Regions from separate parts of the Homo sapiens genome. Here all the other regions are linked to region 1. The links are chromatin contacts, found by Hi-C in ENCODE. All regions are on one chromosome and are shown on one strand. Each heading gives the region's core, a stretch centred on a gene start or an enhancer-like site at or near the end of the contact. The rest is flanking DNA. Distances are from core to core; before and after follow the strand shown. Region 1 holds the start of DOCK2 (dedicator of cytokinesis 2). Region 2 overlaps LCP2 (lymphocyte cytosolic protein 2). Region 3 overlaps SLIT3 (slit guidance ligand 3).

The links. Hi-C counts contacts between places; a loop is a spot of excess contacts on that map. Pooled maps may share reads with other maps.
Region 2: a loop to region 1 is called in a pooled map, with 4 times the contacts of the local background. The contact joins the enhancer-like site here to the promoter of DOCK2 in region 1. A Hi-C loop is called at or near these places in 7 of 50 pooled maps.
Region 3: a loop to region 1 is called in a pooled map, with 8 times the contacts of the local background. The contact joins the enhancer-like site here to the promoter of DOCK2 in region 1. A Hi-C loop is called at or near these places in 4 of 50 pooled maps.

Annotation. Positions count from the first base shown.
Region 1 is chr5:169,635,854-169,638,553 of GRCh38, forward strand. It overlaps DOCK2 (dedicator of cytokinesis 2), which reads left to right and starts at 1,422. Exons shown (of 52, transcript NM_004946.3): 1 at 1,422-1,516. The coding sequence starts at 1,474. RefSeq lists silencers at 1,290-1,769, 1,800-1,859 and an enhancer at 2,120-2,219.
Region 2 is chr5:170,277,319-170,280,018 of GRCh38, forward strand. The region is part of intron 3 of LCP2 (lymphocyte cytosolic protein 2); the gene reads right to left. Among named protein-coding and RNA genes, the nearest start is that of LCP2, 19 kb to the right of the region's middle. Within about 2 kb of position 1,398, at least 19 of the 41 ENCODE cell types and tissues checked have a DNase peak (open chromatin) inside an H3K27ac peak, as active enhancers do.
Region 3 is chr5:168,680,730-168,683,429 of GRCh38, forward strand. The region is part of intron 32 of SLIT3 (slit guidance ligand 3); the gene reads right to left. Among named protein-coding and RNA genes, the nearest start is that of SLIT3-AS2, 25 kb to the right of the region's middle. Within about 2 kb of position 1,347, at least 9 of the 41 ENCODE cell types and tissues checked have a DNase peak (open chromatin) inside an H3K27ac peak, as active enhancers do.

The sequences.
Region 1 (2,700 bases), core at 172-2,671:
CATATATGTATGTATGTATGTGTATATATATATGCATATATGTATGTATGTATATATATGTATGCATATATATAAAATCTCCTACTCTGGTCATCTGGTGGAACCCTAATACCACTGCTGACTGTATAAGACATTATTACCTAATTTGTGCTGCTAGAAAACAGAAAAGAAAATAACTGCAGATAAAACAAAATCAATAATTTTTTGTTGCTCCAGTTCAGCTGTGATATTGCCTAATCTATCTTAATGACTCTCCAGTGTAAGGCAGAAAGGGGTAGTGAGAGTCATGAATAAAGAAAGAAAACTCAGCAAAACTTAAATTCAGCCTTATCACTGTGGATCAGACTTTTTTTTTTTTTTTTTGGACAGAATCTGTTCTCAGAGCAAAAATGAGATTTTTCGAGGAAATGTCTCCATTAGCCTAACTCTAGGGCTCTTTTCCTGGGTCCCACTGTTGCTGGCTGTGACAGCACCCTTCACCTTGCAGTGATGTTGGTAAATAGTGTATTTACGTATTTTCAGAGTAGAGCTTCTAGAGCTTACATCAGATTTTCCAACGGGTTTGTAGCACCAAAACGATAAAAAGCTGTAAATGGGCCAGGCACGGTGGCTCACACCTGTAATCCCAGCACTTTGGGAGGCTGAGGCTGGCGGATCACCTGAGGTGGGGAGTTCGAGACCAGCATGACCAACATGGAGAAACCACGTTTCTACTGAAAATGCAAAGTTAGCCGGGCATGCTGGTGCATGCCTGTAATCCCAGCTACTGGGAAGGCTGAGACAGGAGAGTCGCTTGAACTCGGGAGGCGGAGGTCGCGGTGAGCCGCGATCGCGTCGTTGCACTCCAGCCTGGGCAGCAAGAGAGAAACTCGAAACTCCGTCTCACAAAAAAAAAAAAAAAAGGCTGTAAAGGATCCACCTCCAGGTAAACATTTACTCTTCCATGTCACCTGCTGTGTACATTGTCTCTCTAACCCTCACAATAATCATATGAAGTAGGTATTAGTATCCCATTTCACAGATGAGAAAACTGAAGCTTAGAAAAATGAAGTCATTTGTCCCCGTCTGGATTCGAACCGAGATCTGACACCAAAGCTCATGCTGAGGGGAGTTAAGGAGGTTTGTTCAGTCCCTAGGCACGGCAATCAGGAAACTCTCTGCACTTGCGGTGGTGGTCTGGCGAGCCCCAGGTGGGGACTGGCCTCTGCTCCCTCGCCTGGGGAGGAGACAAAGTGGGAGTGGTCCCCAAGTTTTGCGTGAAGTGGGGTGGGGTGGCGTGTCTTAGCCTACGGGGCACCAGCCTTCTAGTGTGCCCCTGCCCAACGGGAGGGAGGAGGGAGCGGGGAGCCCCGGCGAGGGAGGAGAGGGCGGGCCCTGAGAGGAGTTTGAAAAGAGGAAGGAAGTGGGGCCCTGCGGCGCCCAGCCACCCCCTGACGGCTTCCCCACGGGAGGACGCGAGGCCCCGGCCCAGCCATGGCCCCCTGGCGCAAAGCTGACAAGGAGCGGCACGGCGTGGGTAGGTGCGGGCCCCAGGGCGCGGCAGGGAGCGGGACAGGTGGCGGGAGAGCCGCGAGCAGGAGGATGCTGCGGGGCCGGCGGCGCGGGGTGGGCAGGGCGCGCTGCCTGCAGGTCAGAGGGCGCAGCCTGCGGCGGGGCCTCGGGGCGGGAAAGCCGAGGCTCGGGGAGAGGACGGCGGGACCCCACCCCGCAGGCTAAGCACAGCCCTCGCCCTCTCGCCTGCTGAGGGAACCTTAGACATTTCCGAGATAGGGTCAAGACCTGCGCTTGACAACTCAGTTCTTCGCGCCAAACTCGGCGTCCCCAGGAGTGCCCCAGCTCGCCGCGTGGGAGACTTGGCCTTGTAGAGGGAGCTCCACTCTCCCCTGGCTCAGCCTTGGCCTGCCCACCATGCATACTTCCACCCCCTCCAAAGCGACACCCATTTGCCTGCTTCCCCTGTCTGTTCCTCCTGGGTCAGATGACTCCTGATTTGGCAGGGCATCCAGAGGGCAGCTCAAGCTTGGGGGAATGGGGCTGGACGGTGGGGTTCTCTACTCAGCCCCCCAGAGCCTCTGGGGAAAAAGGCTCCCGCCAGGTGGTCTTAGGGTAACCAAGAAGCTAGCTTCGTCAGCCTCAGCCATCTAAACTCCCAGAAGCCTCTGCCTGGAGCTCAGGGGCGGAAGTGGTGGCTGGGGGAAGGGAGGCCTCAGGTGCTGCTACTCTAAGTGTCATCCGTGGTGCAATCTCCATGGACTCACTGTGGTTTTTAAACTTAAATATCAAATAAAAAGTCACTCTGGAGCTTCCTACACAGGCGGATACCAGACACCATCTCAGAGATAAATATTTCGCAGGTGAGGCATTGGAAGACCCAAACACCCAGAGGGATTTGATGCAGGGGGTCCCCAGGCCACTGTTTGGGAAACACTGCCCTGGAGAGATCAGCAGTTATCCACTCAATTACTGGGTACCGGGCACTGTGGGGTCATTTTGATATAAATGGTCCCCATCCAGAGAACAAATAATAATTCATATCTCAAGGGGCAGTTACAAAGTAAGGAAGGATACAGCTTCTGCCCTTGAGGAGTTATGTGTAAGGCTAGAGGCTTGGACTGGGAAGTCAGAACTGAGTTCAAATCAGGGTCTGTTTCCTCGTCTATAAAGTGGAAGTAATAATAATGCAGGTCTCATGAGACTCTT
Region 2 (2,700 bases), core at 148-2,647, 640 kb after region 1:
CTTAATGACCATCTCGAAGTAACAAGTTTAGCCTAAAATAAACTTGCTAAGTTAGCAAAGGAAGTCCTTAGCAGCCACCATTTCTCGATTCCTCCATCACCTCCCCTGCCCCTCAACTCCCTCATTTCTCCCAAGATATGGGCTCCAGGCTGGGCGCGGTGGCTCACGCCTATAATCCTAGCACTTTGGGAGGCTGAGGTGAGCAGATCACTGAGGTCAGGAGTTCGAGACCAGCCTGGCCAACATGGTGAAACCCCGTCTCTACTAAAACTACAAAAATTAGTCAGGCATGGTGCACGCCTGTAATCCCAGCTACTCAGGAGGCTGAGGCAGGAGAACCACTTGAACCTGGGAGTCAGAGGTTGCAGTGAGCTGAGATCACGCCACTGCACTCCAGCCTGGGGACAGGAGCAAAACTTCGTCTCAAAAAAAAAAAAAAAAAAAAGAAAGAAATGGTATCCAAACCTCCTACCTCATTAGAGCAATGGGATAAACAAATTTTGATAAACACACTGGTACTTAAGAGGAAAGAGAAGGAGGAAGGGGAGGGAAAGGTTTACTCTCTGTAATAATATTGTTGACAACTCCAGGCTTTTGTGACTGGGCAGAGAGAGCGAGGCTTTAAGAGCAGCAGCGGGGGCTTCCTAGTTGCCTCCTGACCATGCCGTCAGAATGCTTGTGACATGGTTCTTTTTGGTTCCCTTAAGTGGTTGTTTCAAGAAGACGATGGGCATGTGGGATAAAAGGACTCCTACAGAGCTGGCAAGGGAGCCCCGTTAGTGTCCTGTGTCCTGGCCGTGTCAGGTGGTGCTGGCTGCAGCAGCCACTCCCATTCTGTCACCTGTTTATTCAACAATGTGCACTGAGGGCCTTCTAAGTGCTGGGAACTTAGAAGTGCTCAAGGTGCATCAATGAGCAAAACAAAGATCCCTGCTAGTGGAGAGGAAACTTTAAGGAGGTGAAATGTGCTGCATATGCACCATGCACATGCAGAGTGGGGGGCTGGGGAGGGGGATGGGAGTGCAGGGGGGGGCTGGGGGGGATGGGAGTGCAGGGGTGGGGGCTGGCGAGGGGGATGGGAGTGCAGGGGTTGGGGGCGGGGGGGATGGGAGTGCAGGGGTGGGGGGCTGGGGGGATGGGAGTGCAGGGGTGGGGGGCTGGTGAGGGGGATGGGAGTGCAGGGGTGGGGGGCTGGGGGGGATGGGAGTGCAGGGGTGGGATGCGGTTGCCATTTAAAATGATCAGGCCTCACTGAAGAGGTGACATTTCAGTAATGACTTGAGCGAGGTGGGACTGAGGCTCACCTCAACGCCCTCCTCCTACAGAGTTTGACAGGGCTCTGACCAGCTCACAAGGCTGCTTTGGATCTTGAAAGAACCTCCTGCTCTCTGCGGTGTTGCCTCTCACCAGTATCTCTAGCAGCCAGGCTGGAGGCTGCCGGGGCTCGAATTGGGTGAGGAAGGAAATGTCAAACCGCAGGCCTCAGCAGAGGAGCAGCAAAGAGCTGAGTGGGGGCAGAACAGGTCCTGGCAGTTGGCTTGCAGCAAAGTGTGGGCTCCCAGGGTCCTCCTGCTTTAAGGGGCTACAGAAAGCACCTTCCAAGCCTGTGGGACCACTGCCAGGGTCTGGTGGACGGTGCAACAGTGATGGTGGGCATAGCAGGGAGGTGGTTGCTATGGCTATTGCTAGGTGCAAACCTTCAAATTACACCCTACCCCCAGAGGACCAAGTGACAGTGAGTGGAGGGAGGTGACTCATTCTCCCTTCACCCCATAAACCCCTGGCCTCGCTCAGGACCAGAGCAAGAAGTGATGGGGGCTGGGCAGCCATAGACAGCAGTCCTCTCTGCTTGCCTTTGTTTAAGGGACTAGCTGGCCCTGGAAATGGGCTGAACCTCCCCACAGGAAGCCAGGCCCGTGTAGGAAGGCAGCATTCTACAATGACCTAGGTTCCAGCCCAGCTGCATCCCTAACTTACAGCATGGTGGGGGCCAGTCTTCATCTTCTCAGTCTAAGGTCTCTCCTGGTAATGTACAAGGTACAGGGCCTGCAGGCACAGACAGTCTAACTACAATGTCTGGCCCCAAGGGTGGCGCCCACTGTGTGATCTCAGACAAGGCAGCTGCCCTCACTTGGCCCCAGATTCCTTATCAGCACAATACAGGGGTTAAACCTGATTAGGGAATCCCTGATGGGCCTGATCATCATGATTACTTAGCTGTACCTGTTGCAAACACTGATCACCAGGCCCAGCCTAGACCTACCTGAACGGACTCTCTGAGGAGAAGCCTGAGGCTCAGTGACATCAACCGGCCCCCACGTGATTTTTATTATCATCCAAAAAGCTTGTGAAATAAATCCTGCTATTCTTGACACTGATGAAATTGTTTGTTTGTTTGCTTGTTTTAAAAAAGGAGGAGAAGGAAAGGCAGGAGAAGGAACTTTGTGATTATGAAGGGAGTGAAACAGGAGAGTGGGGGTATGCGGGGCCTTAGCTGGCCTCTGATGTAGCCCTTTAATTCTCCCCACACTTGAACAACAGTGAAGGAAGCCCTACTAGTGGGTCTAGAAATCAACTTTGCTGATGACACAAGAGGAAAGAAACTATACAAGAAAAGAAGGCTGCCAGGCAGGTGGAAAAGGAGGGAGAGAGAGAGGGGGGAAGGGAAGGGAAGGGGAAGGGGTATAGAATAGAAAATAT
Region 3 (2,700 bases), core at 97-2,596, 960 kb before region 1:
CATGCAGGCTGATGGGGCCTCCTCCTCCCCAGGGCTTCCTCGCTGCTCAGCCTGAGAAAATGATTCTGAGGCACAGGTCATGTCTCAGCTCAAACACCACCTCCTCCTCCAAGGTCCTCCAAGCAAAAATATTTGCTCCTGGTGGGCACAGTGGCTCACACCTGTAATCCCAGCACTTTGCGAGGCCAAGGTGGGCAGACTGCTTCAGCCCAGGAGTTCAAGACCAGCCTGAGCAACATGATGAAACCCTGTCTCTTCCAGAAAAAAACAAAAATTAGACGTTGTGATGCACACCTGCAGTCCCAGCTACTCAGGAGGCTGAGGTAGGAGGATCACTTGAGGCTGGGAGGTGGAGGTTGCAGGGAGCTGTGATCATGCCACAGCACTCCAACCTGGGTGACACAGTGAGACACTGTCTCCAAGAAAACCCAAAAAACAAAAAAACTTTGCTTCATCATTGGTGTTCCTGTAGCATGACACCAGTGTCTCCAGTGAGAATGATTTGATTTTGCTGTGGAACCACTGCTTGTTGATATGTGTGTCTTCCTCCCTGGACTGTGTTTGTTTAGCTCTGTGGCCCCTGCACCTAGCCCAGGGTCTGGCCCAAACATGGGGCCTGGTAGATGTGGAATGAGTGAGAGTGTACTAATGGCAACAGAAACAGGGCTGCCTCAGGGAAAAGTGTTTGGAAGCAAAATCATTTTAATCTGGAATTGCTAGAGCCTTGGGCCCCTGAGGATTGGAAACTGAATGAAGGGTACTAAAGATCTGTTACAGGCTCAGCATGAAGATCTAGGCCAGGAGTGCCAGGGCATCCTTAGCTTGGTTTCCCTGTGGCTAAGACAGAGCCTGGTGTCTCTCCAGGGCCACCTACCTGCTCAAACTCAGGGCTCCCTGACAGCAGCTTCTGGACAGCAATTCTCTGACTTTCCATTTCATAACTCAGCACAGTGCTGCGACACTCCTACCACCCACACCAGCCTTCTACCAAATCACCAGCCCTGACAGCTAACGTCAGCAGAGGGCAAAGGCTGGGCTCTGTTTGGGAAGGCCCCCAGCTCAGGGCAGGGCTCAGCTGCTTCTGGAAGCCTGGCTTTCACCTTCTGTCCTTGACATGTCTGCGTAAAGGCTTAATCTGCCAAGCACTTCCTCCAGTGTTATTTCAACCCTCAGTGACTGCCCTAAGAGGTACATCCTGCTATTGCTCACATTACATGGGAAGGGGGAGGGGGAAAAACTGAGGCACAAAGAGGCTGAATCACTTGTTCACATCTGGATTTATGTGATAGCAAATGCTTCACAGGCTGCCCTGGCCCTGCCTCCTTGGCTCTCTGTCCTCTCCACTTGGCCAGGACCTGTGGCTCCAGGGACACAGATGTTAGGCGGCCCAGGCTCTAGGGAGACCACCAGGGTGAGCTCTTTCTTCTGGTGTCCACTGTGCCCAACTGTCCTAACCTGCCTGGTCTTTATCCACCTTCCACTGGGAGCCTCTTGCTCTGGTCAACACCCTTTTCTTTGCTCCTCATCTGTCTTTGCTGACCTCCCAGCATGCCTTGCCCACCTGTTCTCTCTGCTCTCACAAGTTCTTCCCTTTCTTCAAGGCCCAACTCAGACTGCTCTTTCTGCAGGAAGTTTTCCTTTGGAAACTGGTGTTTCCTAGACTTGTGCATTAGAATTACCTGGAAGGATCTCTGAAGCACAGGTGTGTTGGGGCCAACCCCTAGGGTTTTGGATTCAGTAGTTCTGGGGTAGAGTCTGAAAATGTGTATTTCTATCATGTCTGTAGGTGATGCTGGTGCTGCTGCCTTGGGGACCACGCTTTGAGAACCACTGGTTTTAACCAATGGCTTTCAAATTGGGTTTGTTGGATGATTTATCAGGGGCCTTGACAACAGTGTGTGTGGAGGGGGGATCTTTGCTTCAACACTGCAGGGCGGTTTTGCTTCTAAGTATTTACAATTCTTAAGTTTAATATAAGATTTTAATGGAAGAAAAGATTTAGTTAGCAGGGGGAAGAAAGTCTGAAAGTTGCAGCTCTTCACCAATCCCTATGAAATGTGCTCTTGCCTCTGAGGGGACAGTGTGGCCTCTCTTTTGTACTGTGGTTTCCCTAAGGTTTGGCTCTCCTTCTACTGGTAGTTTGACATGATTTTAGGTGTAACACAGACATTTTTAACTTTTAGTAGTCATTTTTATTACTATTATAAAAATATTTATAACTAAATTTTTATTTTAATATTTAGCATTTATTTTACTGAGAAGCTGAAAAAAATCTAACATATCCAACTAACATATCTGTGATTCCCCAGATGTTCATTCCTTAAGGAGCAGCTATATGCAAAAAGTGAGCGGTTGGCTGGGTGCTGTGGCTCACACCTGTAATCCCAGCACTTTGGGAGGCTGAGGTGGGTGGAACACCTGAGGTCAGGAGTTCGAGAGCAGCCTGGCCAACATGGTGAAATCCCATCTCTACTAAAAATACAAAAATTAGCCAGGCATGGTGGCATGAACCTGTAATTAATCCTAGTTACTAGGGAGGCTGAGGCGGGAGAATTGCTTGAATCTGGGAGACAGAGGTTGCAGTGAGCCGAGATTGCTCCATTGCACTCCAGCCTGGGCAAGAGAACAAAACTCCATCTCAAAAAAAAAAAAAAAAGAAAAGAAAGTGAGCAGTTGAAAGTTGCTGTAAGGCAGCATCTG